Regions from separate parts of the Homo sapiens genome. Here region 2 is linked to region 1. Evidence: read pairs that join two places in POLR2A ChIA-PET (ENCODE). Cell type or tissue: Caco-2. All regions are shown on one strand. Region 1 holds the start of OSBPL7 (oxysterol binding protein like 7). Region 2 overlaps SP2 (Sp2 transcription factor).

Evidence for each region. Peaks named below come from ENCODE experiments on the same cell type or tissue, not always from the same donor. Only the 100,000 strongest peaks of a DNase experiment are listed, where the experiment ranks them.
Region 2: POLR2A ChIA-PET joins it to region 1 with 11 read pairs; 7 of 35 experiments call an interaction of 5 or more read pairs at or near these places.

Annotation. Positions count from the first base shown.
Region 1 is chr17:47,818,190-47,826,189 of GRCh38, forward strand. It overlaps OSBPL7 (oxysterol binding protein like 7), which reads right to left and starts at 3,605. Exons shown (of 23, transcript NM_145798.3): 1 at 3,477-3,605; 2 at 2,015-2,176; 3 at 1,782-1,907; 4 at 1,540-1,593; 5 at 797-910; 6 at 317-427; 7 at 80-197. The coding sequence starts at 2,089. MRPL10 (mitochondrial ribosomal protein L10) reads right to left here. Exons shown (of 5, transcript NM_145255.4): 5 at 5,083-6,269. The coding sequence ends at 6,016. RefSeq lists a silencer at 3,568-3,783 and an enhancer at 3,894-4,063. In Caco-2, no CTCF peak of the experiment used is centred here; DNase peaks (open chromatin) are centred at 102, 1,992, 3,016, 3,632 and 5 weaker places; H3K4me3 peaks cover 1,654 bases.
Region 2 is chr17:47,918,960-47,926,959 of GRCh38, forward strand. It overlaps SP2 (Sp2 transcription factor), which reads left to right. Exons shown (of 7, transcript NM_003110.6): 4 at 4,003-4,315; 5 at 5,960-6,134; 6 at 6,389-6,582. The region is part of intron 1 of SP2-AS1 (SP2 antisense RNA 1); the gene reads right to left. Among named protein-coding and RNA genes, the nearest start is that of SP2-AS1, 18 kb to the right of the region's middle. In Caco-2, no CTCF peak of the experiment used is centred here; no DNase peak of the experiment used is centred here.

The DNA.
Region 1 (8,000 bases):
GATGGAGGTAACATTTTCCCCTCCTAGACCTGCCAGCTTGGGGCCTACCCTTGGAGGTGCTGCGCCTAGGGCCCCTCACCATGAGAGCAGCGGTCCAGCCCATCACTGTCCCTCAGCCAGGAAGACACTTTCTCCCGCGGTCCAAGCCCAGGTAGGGCTGAGGCAGTAGCTGCTGTTGGAAGCTGGGCACCAGGAACCTGTGGGGTGAGCCCAGGGTCAGGAAGGATGATGCCCACCTCCCTGGGTCTCACAGTTCTCCATAGCCCTTGCCCCTGAATTGCCACATTACCTGCCCCCACCCCAGGGTCCACCTTACCTTCCGGTGAGCAGTACTGGGCAGTGAGCCACGGGGCATGTCCAGGCGGTGGGCTAGGCGGTGGGCACGCAGCTGCGCCACCCAGCTCTGGAATAGGTCCTGGGATTTGATCTGCAGAAGTGATGGAGAGGGGGAGGGCTATCTGAAGAGAGGGACCACTTTCCAAGAGCAAGAAGTCAGGGCTCTGGTCCCCAGACAAGCAGGGTCTCTTCTTACAGAGCCTGGTTTGTGCAAGGCTCACTTGCAGGGAGACAGAGCGCAAGGCGCCCAGGTGTCTGAGCCCTTAGCTCTGTGCCTGTCCATACAACAACCAAGAAGTGCAGGTTTGCCCTTGGCTGTTTTTACAGGATGGAAACTTACTTTTTGTCAAACTCAGAGACAGACCCTGAGTTCCACAGACCCTCAGCCCCTGCCCCTGTGTGTTCCAATGCCTCTGTCAGGTTGGGGGCCAACACACGTCCTGCCTCCCAGGGATGTCACCTTGAGGTGGTAGATGTTGTCTTCAGTGTCAAGGTCAATGCGCTGGGCCTTTTTGTTGATGGACATGACCGACAGCCGGACATCGATGGAGCCATGGAGCTTCCCCTTGGTGATCTGGGGGTGAAGTGTTGGTAGAGGGAGAGGGGACCTGTTTTAGGCTCTCAGAGCCATAGAGCCACCATCTCCCTGATGCCATTCTAGGCTCAAGGGCCAGGTGGCAGGTTCACCCTCATGTCCAAGTCACACTATCAGTAGAGACTTGTCAATCATCCTCCCATGTGCAGAACGCTCCCCTACGTCAAGTCACATCTTGGTCTCTAAGAAGTCACAGATCAAGAAAAACTATTCCCACCCTCAGGGGTCTGCAGGGTTGTGGAAGGCAACACCCTCCCAGAGAGATCCTGGGTACCCAGGCCTTCAGTTCCTTGTTCCCAGCCTGAGAATGGGACCAGGATGAGGGTGGTAAAGCCCCCATTTCTTGGGCACTTATTCTGCCCTGTCCAGAGAGCCTTGTACGTATGACCTCCCTTACCATGACAGCTCTGCACCTGGGGGATGGTGCTCTCCCATTAGAGGTGAGGAAGCTATGGCCCAGGGATGTAACTTGCCCGAGATCACACATTCAGCAAGTGGTGGACCTGGGATTCAGACCCTGCTCTGGTCGATTCCAGATACCCCATGCCTGCCCAGGGCATACTGGGGCCAGACTCCTCCCACAACCCCAAGCCACTGCCCGGGCTCACGTCTTGCCGGGTTGTTGCATAATGAAGGATCCCGTCCTCGAGCACAAAGTATCTCTGTGATGTTGCCCAGGAGTGACAGGACCCGGGAGGCCGAGAGGAAGGGCATGAGGGAGAAGGCAACCACACAAATTAGCTTTTCTTTTCCTTCTCATCATGCAAACACCATTGGACTGCCCAGCAGCTGCCCCCCATTCCCACCCCGCCCCCCATGTCTGGACCCTCCCTTTGCCTGCCCACCCTACCTTGTGCCAGCCCTTCAGAGGCCACTTCCTCTTCTTGAGCAGGTGACCTTCCTGCCTCTCAGGCATGACACCCTCTGTCCCCAGCCTGACCCGAGGCTCCTCCACCACCTCCCACAGCTCAGAGGCCTGCAGTCCAGGACAGAGGGAGGGGAGCACTGGTGAGACGTCCGCCTTGGCCCCTCCCTGTCTGGTTCCAGCTTGGCCCACCCACCACCGCTTTCCCACTCTCTGACCTGCTGAGCACTGCTGGGCTTTGAGGACTGAGCGCTCTCAGGCAGGAAGGGCGGGTCCCTCTCTTGGAAGTCCATGGAGAAGGGAGAGGCCACTCCCTGCTGGGGATGTAGAGCAGGGAGCAGGGTGGAAGGGGAAGGATGTCACCTGCTCCTGACGGGGTCCTTGAAGCAAGAGAAAGACCCCCTTAACGCAAACTCTGCTATCACCTTCCCCACCTCCAGCCCCTCCCACACCCTCTGAGATAAGGGCTCCCCAACATACCCTCTGCTCACCTGCCAAGCCTCTCCCAAGTCTGCCCCTCTGTCCCGACCCCACCCATTTTCACCTGATATGGACACTGCCCTGAGAGTGAACTAGCACACAGCAGACGGGCAGGTGCCCAGGGAAAACCACAAGACATATGCCCAGCCCCGCCTTGGGCACATACTCTGGGGCTCCAAGAAACATTCAGTGCTTTCTTTAGAGGCTTCCCTGGGAGTGCTCAGAGGTGAAGCAAGGGAGTGACAGAAGAGGCTCCAAGAAGAGACAGAGGGGTTCAGAGACTGGACAAGCGAGACCTCCTCAATCCAGCTGCCTCTGCCTTCAGGACCCCTCCACCCTGCCACCGTAGCTCAGAGACTTCTCTGCCATGATCTTGCAGAAAACTCCCCAGCCTCCCACCAATTAATCTCCATATTATCTAGTGCTTGGAGAAACTGAGGCCTGAGATAGCCCCCATTTTCCCATGTCTCCTCCCACCAAACATGCCCCTAGGATGCCCTTTTTGGACCCTCAGTACCCCCTAAAGCCTCACCATCCCCTGTCTACCCTCACAGTCCTTGGGGCTCTGAGAAGTGCCACCCACCCAGAGAGGGCAGGACATTGGGCTAAAGGAGATACTTCATGAGAGAAGAGGGGGCCCAGGACATGCCCAGGTCTGCACAGGTCCTGCAGCAGTGCCCACAGGCACCCTTGGCACTGGCCCTGGCCATCCTGGCTCCACCGGGAGATCAATAATGCATGAGGCTCTGCATGTGTGAGACGGGGGAGGGGACTGGAGGGGCGAGGCTGGTTTGAGGTGGGGGAAGCAGCCCAGATCTTCTAATGGAGCTAGCAAGCACCTGAGGAACTGAGGCCCAGAGGGGACAGGGATGTGGCAGGAACGGGTGCCCAGGAGGTTGGGGCAGAGGGACCCTTGCTGCAAGAGGCTGACCTGGGAGGAAACTCCTGCATTCAGCCATTGAAAGTTCTCAAACTCTTCCGGTGTTCAGGTATCTCTGGGCCCTTCTCCCGGCCCTGTGGGGATCCTGGCCCCTCACTGCTTGTGGGTAGAGGGGGAGGCTCTATCGGTAGGCAGGTGAAGGGTCTAGGTGAGCCAGGTGGGTGCCCCCTCTCCACCTCTATTCAGGAGCAGACCCACCAGCTTCAGGTGGGAGGAAGCTCTTCTCAGGAATGTCAGCTGCTGCCACGCAGCCCCCTTACCCCAGGGTCCATGGACGCCAGTACTCCTTGGCCCTTGCGCCGCTCTGCCTCTGAGTCACCGTCTCCGAGTCACCGGCTCCCTCCTCACCGCGCTGAGCAGTGGCAGCAGCTGCTGCAGGAACCAGGAAGGAAGGAGATGTCAGAGCCTCCCCTCTAGCCGGATCTCCCCACCTCCCTCTCCCCTGTCCCCTCCTCCCGCCAAGCTCCGGGCAGCCGCTCAGCTCTGCCCCCCTGCTCCCCGGAGGACTCAGGGCTGAGCAGACTGCCCTAGCATCGATGTGGCTTGGGAGTGGGGGCACAGTCCCTGCTGGGCATGGTTCCAGATAGATCAGAGGACTGGGGAACTGTTGGCTGTACGCCAGTGGTGATAAAGGATTTATTCAGACTAGCATGGCAGTGACCCTGTTAGTACCCAAGGCCAATTCCTAATTAACCCCCGCCCCCCGCCTCTCATTTTACATCTGAAAATAGACTGCAAAATTTGGAGCCAGCAAAAGTATCAGGTTGATGGTGGAGGGACAGATGCCCCCTCTGGGACCATAAGAGAGTGCCAAGAGCACAGTCAGCAGGGGCAGTCAAGCCAGGAAAGGGACAGCCAGCAGTCCCCACACTGAGGCCCTTCACTGGGGTGATGCCCCACTAGGTCAGGCCCCATGGAGATCTGAAAGTGCTTGTGTGTATGAAGACACCCCACAGCCTGCAGTCTCTGATCAGGAGCAGGCCTGGGGCAGTCACAGCTGCCGTTAAAAGGGCTGCAATGCTGGTCCCCTCCCTTCCCTTTACCCTTCTGCTGGAGTACTGTGCCCAGCTGCTCAATTCTAATGAAAAATCGGCTCTTAACAAAGATCTAAAATTCATTCAAATGAATGTGGCATAGACCTACAGTTTCAAGCGCAGCTAAGTTTTCTGGAAAGAAGTAGGTGGGGCCTCAGGTGAAGGATGTGATTCAAGTTTCTTCTCTGACCCCAAAAGTGACATGGGCCACTTATCCCTTCCACTTCATCCTCACCGAGCTTGGTTTACGTTTCAGGGTCTCACATATCTCTCGGGAACACCCACTGTCTTGCCTTTATTCAGAGCCTCAGTGCTGCTCCAGCCACCCCAGGAGGAGGGTGTTGTTAGCACCTGGCAGGGTTCTGGGAGGGACAGGAGCACTGGGCAGCACTGACCAGACAAGCTCTGGCATCCAGGAGCCTCAAGGGCCTTTTAAGCCACTTCCCAGTGATTGAACATCCCTGGGCATACAGCACAGGATGAGGCACTGGGGGAAGCTGGTCCTGGCCCAGGCCACAAAAGAGCTGCTGCAGGTCATCCCTGCCAGACAGTGCCTGTCCAAGACTAAGGAAGCGGTGGCATTGCTTCAAGTCCGAGAAGGAATGTTGAACAGCCACCTTCCCCGGGTCACCCCTGCATCCACCCAGAATGTGCTCCAGTCAAGGATGATGGTGGACTCTGAGTTAAGCATCCCGTCTCCTTTATTAGGAATTTCTGGTTCATGAAGACTTGCATGAGGCCTCCTACCCTAGAGCTCTCAGAATTCCCCATTAATAGAGAATCCTAGTTTTCCCGCAGGCCTTTTGTCCAGAACCACCAGAGACACGTTAGCTAGTGGGTACAGCTGTCAGCTGCCTTTAATAGGGCAAGCATGCGCGGGATGCCATTTGTGGGAACAGGTATAGGGGAAGAGGATTTTCCTAGGAAGGGAAGCAAGAGTGAGGAAAGTCAGATGACAGAGAAGCCCCTGAGAGTAAGTTTAGAGGGAGGACAACCGTGTAAACCACAAAATAAAGGAAGTAGAATATATTTCATTTTATTATAAAGCAGTGCTCCCAAACTTTTCACAGCGTACACCTCGAGGGTGGAGAACTAACATCCAAGCACACCTGGATGGTGGATGGGACCCACTTCTGGGTAACCTGATGAGGAAGCTCTAGTGAAGAAATTCAGGACGCGGTCTTCAGAGCAGAGGGCTTGGTTCAAGTCCCTGTTCTGCCACTTACTAACTGCATGACCTTGAGCAAGCCACTTAATTTCTCTGCTCCTTCTCTGTGAAATGGGTACAATGTGGTCAGCAGTAAAGGAACTAATACATGTACAGCACTCAGCACAAAGCCTGGCACACAGCAGGCTCTCACCAGGTGCCATTCTCAGCACAACTGCTTGGTTGAGCTACTGTGGCAGTGGCAGGTTGTGCCCCAAGGGGGTGGGCTCAGGAGCCCGTGCAGCAAGAGGCAGTGACCAAGGAGGCAGGGGACAATAGCCCTATCTTTTCAGGATCTCTGCCTTGGACCTGGAGAATGGAGAGACTTTGCTCCTATCACGTCCCAAGTTGGGAAAACTAAGGACGAAGCCGGTGACTGACATCTGAAATGGAATCCTCTGCATCTCCAAGTGGCCCTATACCTGACAATATCATTACTAGTGAAAACCAAGTGACAAACACACTCCCCGACCCCAAGTTCTTCCACATGTCCCATTGAGGAGAGCACAGCCAATAACGCAGAGTGTATTTATGCGCAGGGCTGGCTAAACAGGCTGGCTACGAGTCCGGAACAGTGTCAGGATCTGGCTTCCCATTGGCCGACATGACAGAATCCTTCTCGCGTTGCTCTCTGATGTACTGGTCCAACAGGGTGGTCAGCTGGAGGGGCTGGTGCTGGAGCAGGGAGTGGGTCTGGGCTGTGAGGCAGGTGAGGCCTCCTACAAGCTCCCCCTGCACCAGGGGCAGGCTGGGGAGCTTGGAGTAGTTGATAAAGCCCTGCCTGCTGAGGATGGTGTCATCAATGCAGCCACCTGGAAGAACACAGGGTCAGTTAGGCTCCTTGCAGATTGCCTTTCTTCTCTGAAAACAATATTCTGACCCTAGTAACTTGCTCTCCATTGCCCTTCTCAAAATCCTGCCTTCCCCAGGACCTGGGTTCCACTGTGCCCCACACCACACCCACTCTGCTTGGGATCGATCCCTACTTCTTCACTCTTCCCTCAGAAAACTCTTAATATATCCACCTGGCCCTGACCCCTATTAAGTCAGTGTTTCCTAAACTTCCTTGTAAATAAGAATCAGGCAGCCAGGTGTGGTGGCTCATGCCTGTAATCCCAGCACTTTGGGAGGCTGAGGCAGGCAGATCACCTGAGGTCAGGAGTTCAAGACCAGCCTGGCCAACATGGAGAAACCCCGTCTCTACTAAAAATACAAAAATTAGCCAGGCATGGTGGCGAGCGCCTGTAATCCAAGCCACTCGGGAGGCTGAGGCAGGAGAATCGTTTGAACCCGGGAGGTAGAGGTTACAGTAAGCTGAGATCGTGCCATTGCACTCCAGCCTGGGTGACAAGAGCAAAACTTCGTCTCAAAAAAAAAAAAAAAAAAAAGAATCAGGATGAGGTTGGGTACGGTGGCTCAAGCCTGTAATCCCAGCACTTTGGGAGACCAAGGTCGGTGGATCACCTGAGGTCAGGAGTTTGAGATCAACCTGGCCAACATGGTGAAACCCCGTTTCTACTAAAAATACAAAAATTAGCCAGGCATGGTGGCAAGCACCTGTAATCCCAGCTACTTGGGAGGCTGAGGCAAGAGAATCGCTTAAACCTGGGAGGCGGAGGTTGCAGTGAGCTGAGATCACGCCATTGCACTCCAGCCTGGGCAACAACTGCGAAACTCCGTCTCAAAAAAACAAAGAATCAGGCTGGGTGCAGTGGAAAACGCCTGTAATCCCAACACTTCAGGAGGCCAAGGTGGCATAATTGCTTGAAACTAGCAGTTCAAGACAAGCCTGGGCAACATGGTGAATACAAATACAAAAAATACAAAAATTAGCTGGACATGGTGGCATGCGCCTGTAGTCCCAGCTACTTAGGAAGTTAAGGTGGGAGGATGGATTAAGCCAAGGAGGTCCAGGCTGCTGTGAGCCATGACCGGACCACTGCACTCCAGCCTGGGCAATGGGAGTGAGACCCTGAATCATGGAATGGAGGGAAGTAACGGGGAACTATTGTTTAATGGGTGTAGAGTTTCACTGTTAGAAGACAAAACGTTCTGGAGATGGATGGTGGTGATGTTGCATAGCATTATGAATGTACTTAACACGGAACTGTACATTTAAAATGGTTAAGATGGTAAATTTTGTGTGTATTTTACAATTAAAAAATTGAATAAATATCATGGAGTGTTGAGGGGGTATTAAAATCACAGATTCACCAGGAGCGGTGGCTCATGCCTGTAACCCCAGCACTTTGGGAGGCTGAGGTGGCGGATCACCTGAGGTCAGGAGTTCAAGACCAGCCTGGCCAACACGGTGAAACCCCATCTCTACTAAAAATACGAAAAAAAAAAAATTAGCTGGGCGTGGTGGCAGGTGCCTGTAATCCCAGCTACTCAGGAGGCTGAGGCAGGAGAATTGCTTGAACCCAGGAGACAGAGGTTGCAGTGAGCTGAGACTGTGCCACCGCACTCCAGCCTAGGTGATAGAGTGAGACTCCATCTCAAAAAAAAAAAAAAAAAAAAAATCAGATTCCTGTCCCGCCCCC
Region 2 (8,000 bases), 100 kb after region 1:
CGGCCCTTTATAAAAAAAGCTTGCTGAACCTTCAGATGCAAATACACACACACACATGCATGCACGCATACACACACACACACAAAATCAGACATAAAATATCAGTGATTTGAAAAAGGGGCACATATCAGAAAACTGGGAATGAGATTTGCATATTTACTAAGAAATGGGCCAGGTGAGGTAGTTTATGCCTGTAATCCCAGCACTTTGGGAGGCTGAGGCTAGAGATTGCTTGAGCCCAGGAATTCAAGACCAGCCTGGGCAAGATAGCAAGACCCCATCTCTACAAAAAAATTAAAAATTAGTGAGGCATGGTGCTACACACCTGTAGTCCCAGCTATTCAGGAGGCTGAGGTGGGAGGATCACTTGAACCCATGAGTTCGAGATTGCAGTGAACTATGATCATTCTACTGCATTTTAGCCTGGGTGACAGAGACCCTGTCTCTATTTAAAAAAAAAAAATTTTTTTTAAAGAGATGAGATGTTTGTTAGCTTTTAAGTGAGAAGAAGCACAGTCATAAATAATCCAGGAATTAAAAATTACCCAAATCAAAATCACAACAGGATTTTTTTTTTACAAAGAACTTTTTTCCTTTTGACTCATTTGAGTGTAAATTGCCACCATGATCCCCCTTGTCATTTCTGAACGCTTTAATTCCTACACACAAGAACATTCTACATTACCACAATACAATCGTCAAACCCAGGAAATTAGCAGTGAAACACACTGCTAATTCCAAGACCCCACTGTGTTTTCACCACTTGCCCCACTAATTCCTTTGTGGCAAAAGGATCTGATCCAATATTACACATTACGTTTAGTTGTCTCCTTAGTCTCTTTTGATCTGAAACACTTTGTCATTCCTTTTTTTTTTTTTTTTTTTTTTCTGTTTTTTTGAGACAGGGTCTCGTTCTGTCACCAGGCTGGAGTGCAGTGGCAATCTTGGCTCACTGCAACCTCCAACTCCTGGGTTCAAGCGATTCTCCTGTTTCAGCCTCCCAAGTTGCTGGGATTACAGGCGCGTGCCACCACGCCCGGCTAATTTTTTTTGTATTTTTAGTAGAGACAGGGTTTCACCGTGTTGGCCAGGATGACTTCCTCATTCTTTACTTGACCATCATGACCTTGACACTTTTGAAGGCTAAAGGTCAACTTTGGCCATTGGCAGCTCTTTCAGGTCGGCTCTTTTTTTCTCTTTGGCCATTGGCAGCTCTTTTCAGGTCGGCTCTCTGCAACCTCCGCCTCCCGGGTTCAAGCGATTCTCCTGCCTCAGCCTCCCGAATAGCTGGGATTACAGATACCCGCCTCTGCGCCCTGCTAATTTTTGAATTTTTTTTTTTTTTTTGGAGACGAAGTCTCACTCTGTCACCCAGGCTGGAGTGCAGTGGCGCCATCTCGGCTCACTGCAACCTCTGCCTCCCGGGTTCAAGCAATTCTGCCTCAGCCTCCCAACTAGCTGAGACTACAGGCGAGCGCCACCATGCCCAGCTGATTTTTTGTATTTTTAGTAGAGATGGGGTTTCACCATGTTAGCCAGGGTAGTCTCGATCTCCTGACTCTGTGATCCGCCCGCCTCAGCCTCCCAAAGTGCTGGGATTACAGGCATGAGCCACCGCACCCGGCCAATTTTTGTATTTTTTTAGTAGAGACGGGGTTTTACCATCTTGGCCAGGCTGGTCTCGAACTTCTGACCTTATGATCCACCCGCCTCGGCCTCCCAAAGTGCTGGGATTACAGGCTCGAGCCACCACACCCAGCCTTCAGGTTGGCTCTTATATCCCTCTGACAGGCTCTCATTCTTTTTTTTTATAAAATCAGCTTTACTGAAACATTCACATACTATGAAACTTACCCTTTTAAAGTATACAATTCAGTGATTTTTAGTATATTCACAGAGTTGTGCAGCCATTACCTCTATATAATTTTAGAACATTTTCATCACCCCAAAAAGAAACTCTCTACCCTTTAGCCATCACTCCCCATTTATTTCCTCCTCTCTGCAGCCCCTGACAACTACTGGTCTATTTGTAATGTTTTCAAGGTTCATCCATGTTGTAGCATGTGTCTGGTGACTGGCTTCCTTCACTTAGCATGTTTCAAGGTTCATCCTGTTGTAGCATGTGTCTGAACTTCATTCCTTATATTTTCCCAACCTCAGCCTTAGGGTCAACCATTTCTTCTCAGATTCCTGGTTCCTCTCATTGAAGGATGTGATTGCCTCTTTTTAATTCTGTCATTGTCTTCCTCCCCCATTTATTTATTTATGTCATTATGGACTCACGGATTGCTGCTTTTTTGTTTTTTTGAGATGGAGTCTCGCTCTGTCACCCAGGCTGGAGTGCAGTGGCACAATCTCGACTCACTGCAACCTCCACCTCCCAGGTTCAAGCAGTTCTCCTGCCTCAGCCTCCCCAGTAGCTGGGATTACAGGCGTGCGCCATCCCTCCCGGCTAATTTTTTTTGTATTTTCAGTAGAGACGGGGTTTCACCAAGTTGACCAAGCTGGTATTGAACCACTGATCTCAAGTGATCCGCCTGCCTTGGCCTCCCAAAGTGCTGGGATTACAGGCGTGAACTACTGCACCCAGCCAGATTCCTGTTTTATTCACTGGGTTATAATCTGTTAAGATTATTTTGATGTTTTCATTGACCTAGATTTGGCCAGTGGGTGCCCCTTTAAGCTGGCTTGTATCTTTTCAAGTCCCCACCATTCTGTAAGCATTTCTTTACTTTCTGGTGCAAGTGTTCCAAGCTTTCCTTGTACCTTCCCTGCCCCAACCCTGGAATCAGCTATTTCTCCAAGGAGCCTGGGTTCCTTTTAGTGGAGCATGTGAGTTACAAGCTAAGGCCTGGGTGCTAGGTAAGCTCATTGCTACTGGGCATGGCTGGTCCCAGCCCTTCTCAATGGACACAGCTAGGAAGTATATATAAATAGACATACCTATGCAATGTCTACGTAGATAGATGTAGATAAACTTATATAAGGACACACACACATGTATACACATACACATATACACACATTTGAATCTATATTTCTCTGTCTATATATATTGAAACCCATGAGTTTCCACCAATGTCTCTAATTCCCATCTAGCACCACAGTGTTCCGTCTAGCCTTCTCCCTTTCCATAACTCCCTTCTGTGACAGTGAGAGCCCTCACTCCTATTATCCTTAACATGCTTCCTTTCTGGATAAGTCCTCGGTATGCAGCCAGTCTCCCACAGCCATTAGCTCTCCCATAGAGACACCCTCCTCAGCCTGCCACCGCCATTCCCTACCCACCACGGACACCCTCCTCCCCGCTACAAATGCCCTCCTTGTCCTGCTCAGCCTCTAATTTGCGTATTTTTAAGGTTTTTGATACATATCCCCAAATTTCCTTCCAGCAAGTTTAGCCCACATCATACTTCCACTCCTAATATACAAGTGTCTGTTTCCTGCTGTCTCACCAACAATGAGCATATTTTATTTTCCATGTTTGTCAATCTGAATTGGAGAAAAGTTGTTTTTCATTAATATGTGGCTCTTTTTTTTTTTTCTGATAACAAAGACCAGAAACTTTTTTTTTTTTGAGACAGCGTATTGCTCTGTCACCCAGGCTAAGTGCAGTAGAGGAATCATAGCTTATGAAAACCTGGAATTCCTGGGCTCTAAAATGTGGCTCTTAAAAACTAAAGTGAACCTGTGTCATTTGTTTGATGGTCATTCACAGTGCACTGCCTTCTAAATCTCCAATTCTGATTCTTGGCAATTACTTTTTCCATGCTAAGTAAATTCAACGTTTGGTTTCAAATCAATAGTCAACATTCGCCAGCTTAGTATAGGATGCCAGCAGCCATTTGTCGAGCATTAGCTGTGTATAAATGTAGGTTTGGGTGAATTGAAGAGACTTTTAGTGGACAGGCGCCCCCAGTTCTCACTTGGGCAGGGACATTTGAAGGCCCCAGGAACCTAGTCTCTTCCAGGCACTGATTTTTTTTCTCTGGCCCCTCCCAGGTCTACATCCGCACGCCTTCCGGTGAGGTGCAGACAGTCCTTGTCCAGGACAGCCCCCCAGCAACAGCTGCAGCCACCTCTAACACCACCTGTAGCAGCCCTGCATCCCGTGCTCCCCATCTGAGTGGGACCAGCAAAAAGCACTCAGCTGCAATTCTCCGAAAAGAGCGTCCCCTGCCAAAGATTGCCCCAGCCGGGAGCATCATCAGCCTGAATGCAGCCCAGTTGGCGGCAGCTGCCCAGGCAATGCAGACCATCAACATCAATGGTGTCCAGGTCCAGGGCGTGCCTGTCACCATCACCAACACAGGCGGTGAGGATGGCCCCTGTGGCCAGGGTGTTGGCAGTGGTACCTGCTCCTAGCAGGTGGAAACTATGGGCTGGCCCCGGGATTTCCAGTAACAATAGTGAGGATGCTGTCCATCATAGCTTAAGGGTACGTCCACCTGCAGCTTCTCACCTAGTCCTTACAATAGCACTCAGAGATAGTTTAAGGCACATGTCCCCATCTGACAGCTGAAGACAGAGAAGATAGATGTACTCGGAAAACTTTCCAACTGACATCCAAACGCAAAGACGGCTTCTTGAAGGAGAAAGCCTTGCGTTAAGGTTGGAAGAAAAGAAGGGAGCCCTGGCAGTCAGAATAGTTTGTGCTGCACTTCAGTTCAGTGGTGAGATTTATGCTGTGAAACCAGCCTTGCAAATAACCAAAGGAAAAATTGGAGCAACCTAGCAAAAATGGCTCCTTATGTAGGGGGAGCTCTCTGAATTTCTCTTCATCCTTAATGAATTTTTTTTTTGAGACAGAGCCTCACTCTGTCGCCCAGGCTGGAGTGCAGTGGTGCGATCTCTGCTTCAGCCTCCCGAGTAGCTGGGATTATAGACGCCCACCACCACGCCCGACTAATTTTTGTATTTTTCGTAGAGATGGGGTTTCACCGTCTTGGCCAGGCTGGTCTTGAACTCCTGACCTGGTGATCCATCCGCCTCAGCCTCCCAAAATGCTGGGATTACAGGTGTGAGCCACCGTGCCCAGCCCATCCTTAATGAATGTTTAGCACTTTAACACATTTGCTTTTCCCTCTTGAGGTGACCCCCAAGAGGATAAGGCATCCTAGAGGATCTGATTTTTCCCAAAGCCCATAGAACTGTGTCCTCTTTTGTGTTTTTTGGTTTTTTTTTTTTTAAGACATGGCCTCAGGGCCTCGCTCTGTCATCCAGGCTGAAGTGCAGTGGCACGATCATGACAATGCAGCCTCAGCCTCCTGGGCTCAAGCAGTCCTCCTACTTCTTCTTCCTGAGTAGCTGGGACTACAGGCATGTAGCACCATGCCCGGCCAATTTTTTAGTTTTTTGTAGAGATGGGGGTCTCCCTATATGCCCAGGCTGGTCTTGAACTCCTGGGCCCAAGCAATTGTCCTGCCTGCCAGAGTGCTGGGATTACAGCTATGAGCCACTGTACCTAGCCTGTGACCTCTTGTCTTTTTAACAGAAATCCCTGGAGACTTTCCTAAAAGCAGAGTTGGTATCTCACAGGGGCCTAAGGTTGGAGGAGATTCAGGAAGAAATGTCTTAAGACCCTTCCCAGCTGAAATCATGTTGGCAATATTCTAAAGCAAATTCTGCCTACATAGTACAGTGGTTCAGGGCACTGACTTTGAAATGGGCTTCCTGGGTTCAGATCTGGGTTCTACCACTTACTAGCTGTGTGATCTTGATATGTTATTGAGCCTCAGTTTCTTCATCTGTAAAGTGCTGATGATAGTACCTATTTTATAGGGTCATGGAGATTAAATGAGTCCCTGTACAAAGGTCCTTAAAATGATATCCAACATACAGCAGGCTCTCAAAAATAGCTGCTGTGATTATCATCTTTGTCATGTGCAGAAGGGCAGAAGGGTTGACTCGAGGTTTCAGGCTTCCTCACCCTGAACTCTGCCCCTCTTTGTCCCCACAGGGCAGCAGCAGCTGACAGTGCAGAATGTTTCTGGGAACAACCTGACCATCAGTGGGCTGAGCCCCACCCAGATCCAGCTGCAAATGGAACAAGCCCTGGCCGGAGAGACCCAGCCCGGGGAGAAGCGGCGCCGCATGGCCTGCACGTGTCCCAACTGCAAGGATGGGGAGAAGAGGTAATTCAAGGAGAAGGCCCAAGCCACAAGGCTGGCCTGTGTTCCCCAAGCCCCTCCTGGACAGTTGTCCAGAGCTGCAAGCTGGCACAGACCAGGCAAGGAAGAGCTGGCAGCTCTGTGCCACCTTGCCCCCTGCCTCCTTGTGCTCTCTGACCTGACCCCACATCCTCACTGCATCCTGTTCCTGCCCCATCCTCTACCGCTTTTCTCTCCTCTTCCTATTCCCTCCACTCCACCCTCACCCCAATTCTCAGGTCTGGAGAGCAGGGCAAGAAGAAGCACGTGTGCCACATCCCCGACTGTGGCAAGACGTTCCGTAAGACGTCCTTGCTGCGTGCCCATGTGCGCCTGCACACTGGCGAGCGGCCCTTTGTCTGCAACTGGTTCTTCTGTGGGAAGAGGTTCACACGGAGTGACGAGCTCCAACGGCATGCTCGCACCCACACAGGTCAGCCCCCTGCCTTCGGGACCCTCCACCCACAGAGGTCAAATTCCTGCCTCTCCTCCCACCCCCACTCTACCGGCTTTAGCAACATTGACACTCCTGGAACTGCCACACTGAGCAAAAGCTACAGACTATCTAGGGACGACATAGGAAATTATTTTCAAGCCATTCTGTTATCACTGTTGTTTCCCCAAGTAATGGGAAAGGAATAGTTGTCATTGCATGACACAACCTGATAACTTTTGCCATGTCAGCATAGTTATTTAACAAACACTGACATGGTATGCCAAGCACAGTACTAAGCACTTTACTGATTACCTCAGTTGATCCTGGTAAGAACTTTATGGGAAGATACTTTGTTTATGCCTTTTTTTTTTTTTTTTTTTTTTTTTTTTGGAGATGGAGTTTCGTTCTTTTGCCCAGGCTGGAGTGAAGTGGTGCGATCTCAGCTCACTGCAGCCTCCACCCCTTGGGTTCAAGCAATTCTCCTGCCTCAGCTTCTCAAGTAGCTGGGACTACAGGCACCCACCACCACACCCAGCTAATTTTTGTATTTTTAGTAGAGACGGGGTTTCACCATGTTGGCCAGGCTGGTCTCGAACCCCTGACCTCAGGTAATCCACCCACCTTGGCCTCCCAAAGTGCTAGGAATAGAGGCGTGAGCCACTGCGCCGGCCTGTTGATGCCCATTTTACTGAGGCATGGAGAGCTGGCCCAGTCACACAGCTAGTGACTGGTGCGGCCAGGTTCACACCCAGGCCCTGCCATGGCTTTTTGTTTTTTTTTTTTTTTAAGACAGGGTCTCACTCTTTCACCCAGGCTAGAGTGCAGTGGCACAATCTTGGCTCACTGTAGTGTTGAACTCCTGGGCTCAAGTGATTCTCCCACCTCAACCTCCTGAGTAGCTGGGACTACAGGCATGCACCACCACACCTGGCTAATTTTAAAATTTTTTTAGAGACAGGGTCTTACTGTGTTGCCCAGCCTGGTCTCAAACTCCTGGACTCAGATGATCCTCCCTCTTCTGCCTCCCAAAGTGAGATATCACAGTTATAGTTTTAGGTACTAGCAAATCAATGCAAAACTATTAAAAATATTGATCCAAGCTGGGCACAGTGGCTCACACCTGTAATCCCAGCTCTTTGGGAGGCTGAGGCAGGTGATCACTTGAGCCTAGGAGTTCGAGACCAGCCAGGGCAATATAGCGGGAGCCCATCTCTTAAAAAAAAAAAAGGATTATACATCTACCACCTGAAATTGTCCTGGGTATCCACAGTGGTCCACACATACACTTTGGCAAACAGTGCTATAGTGAATGCCCACAGTGAGCAGACACCTGTCCTGGGGCTAGAGGGCTGAGGGAAGCGTGACCCAGAGCTCCGGCTCCTGGCCAGTGTGGTGGGACAGGTCCTACTCCCCAA